Regions from separate parts of the Homo sapiens genome. Here region 1 is linked to region 2. Evidence: read pairs that join two places in POLR2A ChIA-PET (ENCODE). Cell type or tissue: K562. All regions are shown on one strand. Each heading gives the region's core, and the rest is flanking DNA. Links, peaks and the distances in the headings are about the cores only.

The links. Peaks named below come from ENCODE experiments on the same cell type or tissue, not always from the same donor. Only the 100,000 strongest peaks of a DNase experiment are listed, where the experiment ranks them.
Region 1: POLR2A ChIA-PET joins it to region 2 with 5 read pairs; 1 of 35 experiments calls an interaction of 5 or more read pairs at or near these places.

The regions. Positions count from the first base shown.
Region 1 is chr10:43,304,646-43,309,038 of GRCh38, reverse strand. No RefSeq gene overlaps it. Among named protein-coding and RNA genes, the nearest start is that of LINC02633, 16 kb to the left of the region's middle. In K562, for the core only: no CTCF peak of the experiment used is centred there; a DNase peak (open chromatin) is centred at 4,159; H3K4me3 peaks cover 433 bases; H3K27me3 peaks cover 1,390 bases.
Region 2 is chr10:43,621,589-43,625,981 of GRCh38, reverse strand. No RefSeq gene overlaps it. Among named protein-coding and RNA genes, the nearest start is that of ZNF32-AS3, 5.0 kb to the left of the region's middle. In K562, for the core only: no CTCF peak of the experiment used is centred there; a DNase peak (open chromatin) is centred at 2,451.

The DNA.
Region 1 (4,393 bases), core at 211-4,210, 320 kb after region 2:
TCCAAGCACAATTATTTGAGTAAACAAAATGTTAATCCATCAGGCCAATTGTGAGACTGAGATGTACAATTGCCAAAGAATTATTAAATAAGCCACATGTGACACATAAATACGAAAAAAAGATTGGAGTAGAACTTGGGAATGTCATAATTTCTAAATCAAAGATTAGTTCTCAATTGAAAAAATAAGAGGGAATGTAAGAGTTAAGCAGAAAGCAGAGTTTCCATTGTCAACTCTGTCCACCATGGGCATTTTAAACACGCAGATGCCCAGGGCCACACCTGGAGATGTCAGTGCAGGACAAGGGACTGGGCTGGGGAGCAGATGTCTCATGGTCTTTCCATTGAAAATAGTGACACAGAGCTGATATTTCCTTTCCTCTCCAGAATCAGATCTGAAGAGTATGACGATCTCCAGGTGCACAAGGGGAGGTGTGCTGACCAGGGCAGGGGAGGGCAGGTTCAGAATGGGCTGCAGGAAGAGGGGCATTCTGCCCCCCAAATTAAAACACCTCTTTTGCAAGTTCAGGAATGGGTGCAGCTGCCTTCTCTGAGAGGAAGAAATCAGTTGCAATTAAAAAAATATGCCACAGCATGGACACCCCTTTAAAAGGTCATGCTAAGTGAGAGAAGCCAAACGCAAAAGGCCACATATGATCTGATTCCATTTGCCTCAAGTGCTGAGAGAAGGACATCCACAGAGACGGAAAGTGGTGTCGCGATGGGGTCAGGGGCTGATGGAAGTGTCTGAAAACTGGATTGTGGTGAGCGTTGCTCAACTGCATGCATTAGCTAAAAATTATTGATTTACACCTAAAATGGATGAATTTTTTTTTTTTGAGACAGAGTTTCACTCTTGTTGCCCAGGCTGGAGTGCAATGGTGCTATCTCGGCTCACTACAACCTCCGCCTCCTGGGTTCAAGTGATTCTCCTGCCTCAGCCTCCCGAGTAGCTGGGATTACAGGCATGTGTCACCACGCCCGGCTAATTTTGTATTTTTAGTAGAGATGAGGTTTCTCCATGTTGGACAGGCTGGTCTTGAACTCCCAACCTCAGGTGATCCACCCGCCTTGGCTTCCCAAAGTGCTGGGATTACAGGCATGAGCCACTGTGCCCGGCCCAGTTTCTTTTCTTTTCTTTTTGAGATGGAGTTTCACTCTCATTGCCCAGGCTGGAGTGCAATGGCATGATTATTTGCTCACTGCAACCTCCACCTCCCAGGTTCAAGCGATTCTCCTGCCTCAGTCTCCCAAGTGGCTGGGATTACAGGCATGTGCCACCACACCCAGCTAATTTTGTATTTTCAGTAGAGATGGGGTTTCACCATATTGGCCAGGCTGGTCTCGAACTCCTAACCTCAGGTAATCCACCCGCCTCGGCCTCCCAAAGTACTGGGATTACAGGCGTGAGCCACCATGCCTGGCCAAAACTGGCGGAATTTTATGCGGGAGGGAGGTGAAGAAGCCCCCTCCCAGGAGCAGGTCAGGCGCAGGTGAGAAGTCCCAGCATGGCTGGCAGGGCCAGTGGGGAGGCTCCGTGGCCCAGCAGCTGGGTCTGCGGGGGGTTCTGCTGCCCCTTGACAGACCTTTCAGGAGGCTCAGCCTCGTCATCACCATAAGCTAGGGTGATGGCACTGCAGGCTGGCAGGCTACACTAGAGATGCAGCCCTCCTGGTGAGGAATGGGGTGACACCCTGCCCTCAACCAGGAGCAGAGGGCCCTGTCTGGGGGCTCCTAGTGTGGCCCCAGAGTGCCTAGGGGCCACAGAGTCCAGCAGCGTGTGGAGCCCATATGCACACTCAGCTTTCCTAGTGACAGGTGAAGCCAGCTGGACTTTCTGGGTCCAGCAGGTACTTGGATAACTTTTCTGTCTAGCTAGGAGGATTGCAAACGCACCAATGAGCACTCTGTAAAAACGCACCAATCAGCGCTCTGTGTCTAGCTAAAAGATTGTAAATGCACTAATCAGCACTCTGTAAAATGGACCAATCAGCACTCTGTAAAATGGACCATCAGCAGGATGTGGGCGGGGACAAATAAGGGAATACAAGCTGGCCACCCCTCCCAAACCTCTGCCTCAGCCTCCAGAGTAGCTGGGATCACAGGCATGTGCCACCATACCTGGCTAATATTTTTGTTGCTGTTGTAGAAATGGACTCTCCCTTTGTTGCCCAGACTGGTCTCAAACCCCTGGTCTCAAGTGATCCTCCCACCTCAGCCTCCCAAAGTGCTGAGATTACAGGTGTGAGCCACTGCGCTCAGCCATATAACAGTTATTAACCAGAAATTTCACATCCTTTTTTTTCTTACAAAGCATTCAAAATGCAGTGTGTATTTTACCCTCCAGCACATTTCCATTTGGGCCAGCCACGTTTCAAATGTCCATCAGCTGCCTGTGTCTCTTGGTCATGGTAGTGGACAGTTGTGGTGGTTCAGTCAGGCTGGTGGGAAAAATTTTAGTTATAATAGCTACAAACCTTCTTGGAAGGCCTCAGAGTTCGCATAACTTCAGTAATAAATCTGACTGAAGGCAGCCTAGTCCCCTTACCTTTAGTTAAATAAATTAGGGTAGAAACAAAGGAGTGTAGGGAGTTTATCTAACAAACTTGTTTAATCATGTGGTCTTAAGACTAACCTTTGTTATACTGAGGGTGCTTAATTGCTTTCTACTTGGGAGGTCCGCAATGTCAATTACCCTCTAGTGGTGTTGACTCAAGCCTTTGTCAATTAATCTTTACTGAATAAATGCGAGTCTCACTAGCTGTTCTGGCCGCAGTGGCAACTGTTTGCGGCACTTTGCATGTAGTCTGTAAGCTGCCCAGACGCTCAGCTGGACTGGCAAAGCAGAGTATCTGTGTATCAGTGTACTTTATTCATCCATCCTTGGGTCAGGGTCTGCGGGACAGACCCCCACAGCCGGTGCCCCCACGTGATGAACACTGGGAAGGAAGCAGAACGGACCCGAGAAAGGAAGGTGAAAAAGGAAACACGTGGTCAGTGAGTAATCAGTAAGTCATTGGTGCCCACTTGGGATTTCCAAGTTCGGGGGAGATTGTTCATGCTGAGATTTCATCATGGGACAACAGTTATCAGCTCAACAGAAACAGTATATAAAAGTGTTGAAACAGTTGCTAAAGGCTAGCAGACCATCAGTTTTGCAGGCTCAATTAAAGGACTTAATGCAAACTGTTGAATCCCAAAGCCCATGGTTCCCTGAAAAAGGCACACTAAACATGAAGCTGTGGGAACAAGTGGGGAGAAATATTTATTTATTTATTTATTTATTTATTTGAGATGGAGTTTCACTCTTGTTGCCCAGGCTGAAGTGCAATGGCACAATCTCGGCTCACCACAACCTCCGCCTCCCACGTTCAAGCGATTCTCCTGCGTCAGCCTCCCGAGTAGCTGGGATTACAGGCATGTGCCACCACGCCCAGCTAATTTTGTATTTTTAGCAGAGACGGGGTTGCTCCACATTGGTCAGGCTGGTCTCGAACTCCCGACCTCAGGTGATCCGCCCACCTCAGCCTCCCAAGGTGCTGGGATTATAGGAGTGAGCCACCGCGCCCGGCCTGTGGGGAGAAATCTTAAACAACATTATGCACAAGGGAAACAGGTCCCAGTAACAGCTTTAACGCTATGGGCTTTAATTAGAGCAGCCCTGCTTCCATTATACATGCAAGAGCCTAAAAAGGGGAAAGAGGAGGAACTGTCACCCACCTTATCGCCTTGTGTTCCCTCAGCCCCAGTATCACCGGGGCAAAATAACAAAGAGGAAAGGGAGGTTTCACCTGAGCCCCCTCCTCCAATAAGTAGGAAAAAAGACAAGAAACATGCTCCAGCTATGGGACCTTGTCTTAGGCAAGCGGCATTAAGAGGGCCCTTAGTCTGCCCGTAATGCAAGATCGGCAAGGCAATCAGCTACATAAGGTGTTAAGAAAAGGCATTAGAGGCCCGATCCCGGGGGCGGGGGCGGGGGCGGGGGCGGGGGGCGGGGAGCGGTGCGGCCGAGCTAGCAAGCATTAAGTAGAAGGGAAAGCTCCGCGGCCAGGAAGTTCGCGAAACCGAAGCCAGCAAGTGCTCCCGGGAACTCTGCACCGAGGGCGGCAGCTGCAGCAAAGAGCCAGGCCCGGCGCGGAAAAGTTAGCCTGTTAGGGCGGGGCAGGAGGCACGCGGGAAAGTCTGACTAGCCAGCGGCGCCCGTGGGAGGAAGTCTCACAGGCGAAAATCAGCACAGAAAAAAGGGGCGCCTTTGCAAGCGGTAACGCTGCCGCTGCCCCAGGACCCGCCTCCTCAGCTCTCCAGCTCCGCAGGCGGCCCACGGCAAAATTTCGAGTGCTCCTTGTAGAGGAGCGACATCCCAAAGTATAATTCTATGCTAAGATTTAAGTAAA
Region 2 (4,393 bases), core at 305-4,304:
CCCGAGTAGCTGGGACTACCACACCCAGCTAATTTTTGTATTTTTAGTAGAGATGGGGTTTCACCATGTTGGCCAGGCTGGTCTCGAACTCCTGACCTCGTGATCTGCCTGCCCCAGCCTCCCAAAGTGCTGGGATTACAGGCATGAGCCACCACGCCCGGCCTCTTTTTATTTATTTATTTATTTATTTATTTTAGATGGAATCTTGCTCTGTTGCCCAGGCTGGAGTACAATGGCGCCATCTCGGCTCACTGCAACCTCCACCTCCCAGGTTCAAGCAATTCTCCTGCCTCAGCCTCCCAAGGAACTGGAATTACAGGCGCATGCCTATTTCAAGTAAAACTATGATCAAATAAATGTGCATGCCTTTTCTATTAATCTGCCTTTTGTCAGTGATTTTCAGCAAACTTTCAGAGGGCAATGGGGAAGTTTTCCCTTCGCTTTTACATCCCAAACCAAATTTATAGTTATACCTCTTATATTTAGGTCAATTATCTTTCTTGATTTTTATGTATGATGTAAAATGACTAAACGTATATTTTTTTACATGAGGATATCCAATTATTCCAGCACCATTTGTTGAAAAACCTATCCTTTCTCCACATTGAATTGCCTTGGCACATCTGTCAAAAATCCATTGGTAATGGGCTCAGGTGATCCTCCCGTCTCAGCCTCCCAAGTAGCTGGGACTACAGAGATCACTTGAGCCCATTAAAAAAAAAATCCAATGATGGTGGGCCCGGTGGCTCACACCTGTAATCCCAGCACTTTGAGAGGTTGACGCAAGAGGATTGCTTGAGCCCAGGAGTTCAAGACTAGCCTGATCAACATAGGGAGACCCCATTTCTATAAAAATATTTTAAAATTAGCCAGTGTTGTGTTGCACATCTGTAGTTCCACCTACTCAGGAGGCTGAGGTGGGAGGATCGTTTGAGCCTGGGAGGTCGAGGCTGCAGTGAGCCATGATCTTACCACTGCATTCCAGCCTGGGCAATAGAGTGAGAGACCCTGTCTGAAAAAAAAAAATCCACTGACCAAAAACATAAGGGTTTATTTCTAGAATCTCTATTCTGTTTGATGGGTCTATATGTCTACTTTTATGCTATGACCACAGTGTCTTGATAAATGTAGTAGCTGTAACATTGTGAAATACATAATATATAAATCATTTCCTAGCATACAACTCCTAAAACCCTTAGAAACACCAAAGTGATGTCTTATTGTATGTTAATGCATTGACAGCCCCCCAGGTAGCTTCAGGATGGGGCTGTCACCATAAAGACCAAGGGAGGATTACAGGGTTGGGACTTTCAGGCCTACCTCCTCTGGAGAGGGTTGAGGGACTGAAGGTTATGTTGATCACCAATGGCCAGTGGTTTAAACAATCATGGCTATGTAATGAAGCCTCCATAATAACCTCAAGGACAGGGTTCAGAGAGCTTCTAGATAGCAAAACCTATGGAGGTTCTGGAGGGTGGCACACTCCAGGAGGGCATGAAAGCTCCATACCCCTTCCCACATGCCTCACCCTAGGCACCTCCTCATCACTTTCCTTTGTAATATCCTTAAGAATAAACCAGTAAATTTAAGTAGGTGTTTCCCTGAGTTCTGTGAGCTGTTCTAGCAAATTAATTGTGTGGTGACAGCAGTTATGTAAATGGAACCCAAAGAGGTGATTGTGGGGGCCCCAACTTGAAGCTGGTGGGTCAGAAGTTTTGGTGGCCAGGGCTTACCTCCAGAATGCCTCCAGATGCACCTAGCATCTGAGAGGTTGTAGGCAGTCTTATAGGCTTGAGCCCTCAACCTGTGGGGTCTGACACTATCTGTCAGGAAAAATCCCCACACATTTGGTCACAGAAGTCTTCTGTGTTGATTGCTGTCGTGGTGTGAGGGCAGATGGAAAAGTTTGTTTTTTCCCCCTTAGTAGTTGTATAGTACGCTCTGAAACTGGGATGAATTTTGTTCTTTGTTCTTTTTCAAGATTGTTTTGACCATTCTCAATTCTTCTTTTAGTATAAATTGCAGAATCAGTTTGTCAATTGTTCAGAACAACTCTGCTGCAAATGTGATAGGTGCTGCATTGAACCTATAGATCAATTTGAAGAGTTCTGCAATCTTAAAATTTTGAGCTTCAACTCCATTAATGCAGAGTGTCCCTGCATTTATTTAGATTTTTAAAAATTTCTTTCTGGAATGGTTGTAGTTTTCAGTGTACAAGTCTCACATTTATTTCGTTAAATTTATCTCAAATATTTTATTGTTGCTATGGTTTGAATTTGTTCCCCCAAAATCATGTGTTGGAAACTTATTCCCAATGCAAGTTTGGGGAGGTGGGGCCTAATGAGAGATGATAAGGCCATGTGGGTACAGTGAATGGATTAATGCTGTTGGCACGGCAGTGGGTTTGTTACAAAAGGAGGGAATTCAACCCCTTTTACTTTCACTTTCACTTTCTCTCTCTCACTCTCTTACCTTCCACCATGGGATGACATAGCGAGAAGTTCCTCACTAGATGCCAGAAACTTAATACTGGACTTCCCACCTTCCAGAACTGTGAACTGCAGTTTATCAATATTTTTCTGCATGGATTATGGTTTTTGTGTTATGTCTAAGAATTCTGTACCTAACCCAGATCATGAAGATTTTCTCCTGTGTTTGCTTCTAAAATTTTTACAGGTTTGTGCTCTACTTTCAGCTCTATAATCCTTTCTGAGTTAATCTATGTGTAAAGTGTGAAGTATTGGTCAAAGATCATTTTTAATACATGTCTAAATGCTCCAATACCATCTGTTGAAAAGACTATGCTTTCTCTATTGAATTGTTTTTGCACCCACGTTTAAAATTTTTTAACTAGTCATATTTCTGTGGGTCCATTCTTGACTATTTTGTTCCACTGATGTGTATTTCTATACCTCCACCAATACCACAGTCTTGATTACTGTATCTTTAGAGTCTTAAATTGTGTAAAGTGAGTCAAAGCTTTTTCTAGTTTTGTGAAAACTTGTTTTAGCTATTCCAGTTCCTTTGCCTTGGATAACACTTTAGAATCCACTTATCTACATCTACAAAACAATCCTTCCAGAATTTTGACTGATATTTTGTTAAATCTAAAGATCAATTTATGGAGAACTGACATCTTGACTATGGTGAATCTTCCCATTCATGAATATGACATGTCTCTCCATTTATTTAGGTCTTTTATTACTTTCATCAGCATTTTATAGTTCTCAGTGTACAGGTACTATGCATGTTTTGATTTATACCTAAGGATTTCATTATTTTATGAACTATTGCAAATGACAGTTTTTAATCTCAGCTTTCAATTGTACATTGCTAGTGTGTAGAAACAATTTTTGTATGTGGCCTTGGGTCCTATAATCTTGCTAAACTCACTTATTAGTTATTAGATTTTGTTGTTGTTGTTGTTGTTGTTGTTTTCTTTTTGAAACAGTCTTGCTCTGTCACCCAAGCTGGAGTGCAGTGGTGCAATCTCAGCCCACTGCAACCTCCACCTTCTGGGTTCAAGCAATTCTCCTGCCTCAGCCTCCCAAATAGCTGGGACTACAGGCATGCACTTTAATGCCTGGCTAATTTTTGTAATTTTATCCAGATGGGGTTTCACCATGTTGCCCAGGCTGGTCTGAACTCCCAGCCTTATGTGATCCACCTGCCTCGGGCTCCCAAAGTGCTGGGATTACAGGCATTGAGCCACCACGCCTGGCCAGGGATTTGCTTTTTATAGCTTCCTTTGTATGTTCTACATATTCAATCATGTCCTTTGTAAACAGAGACAGTTACAGTCTTTCCTTTACAATCTGTATGATTTTTATTTCCTTTTTTTGATTTATTGCACTGGCCAGGATTGCCAGTCCTATGTTAAATAAGAGTAGTGACAGCAGATATCCTAACCTTGTTTTCATCTTATAGGGAAAATATTCAGTCTTTCACCATTAAGTATGAGGTTAACTGTAGGTTTTTCATAGTTGGCCTCTATGTGGTTGAGGAACTTCCCTTCTACTAGCTTGCCAAGAGCTTGTATCATGAATGGATATTGTATATTGTCAAATGCTTTTTCTGCATCAGTTGGTATGATCAGGTGGTTTTTCCTCTTTGGTCTTTAATCTTCTTTAATGTAGATTACATTGATTGATTTCCAAACACTGAACCAGCCGTAACCCCATTTGATCATGATTCTATATTATTAATTCTATATATTGCTGGATTTTATTCGCTAATATTCTATTCAAGATTTTTGCTTCTATGCTCATAAGGAATATTGGTCAGCTTTCTTTTATTGTCCTGTCTTGTCCCATTTTGAATAAACACCCTATTCTTTTAAATGAAAACTTCTTAAATGAAATACATTACCAAAAATCCCATAATTATCATTACC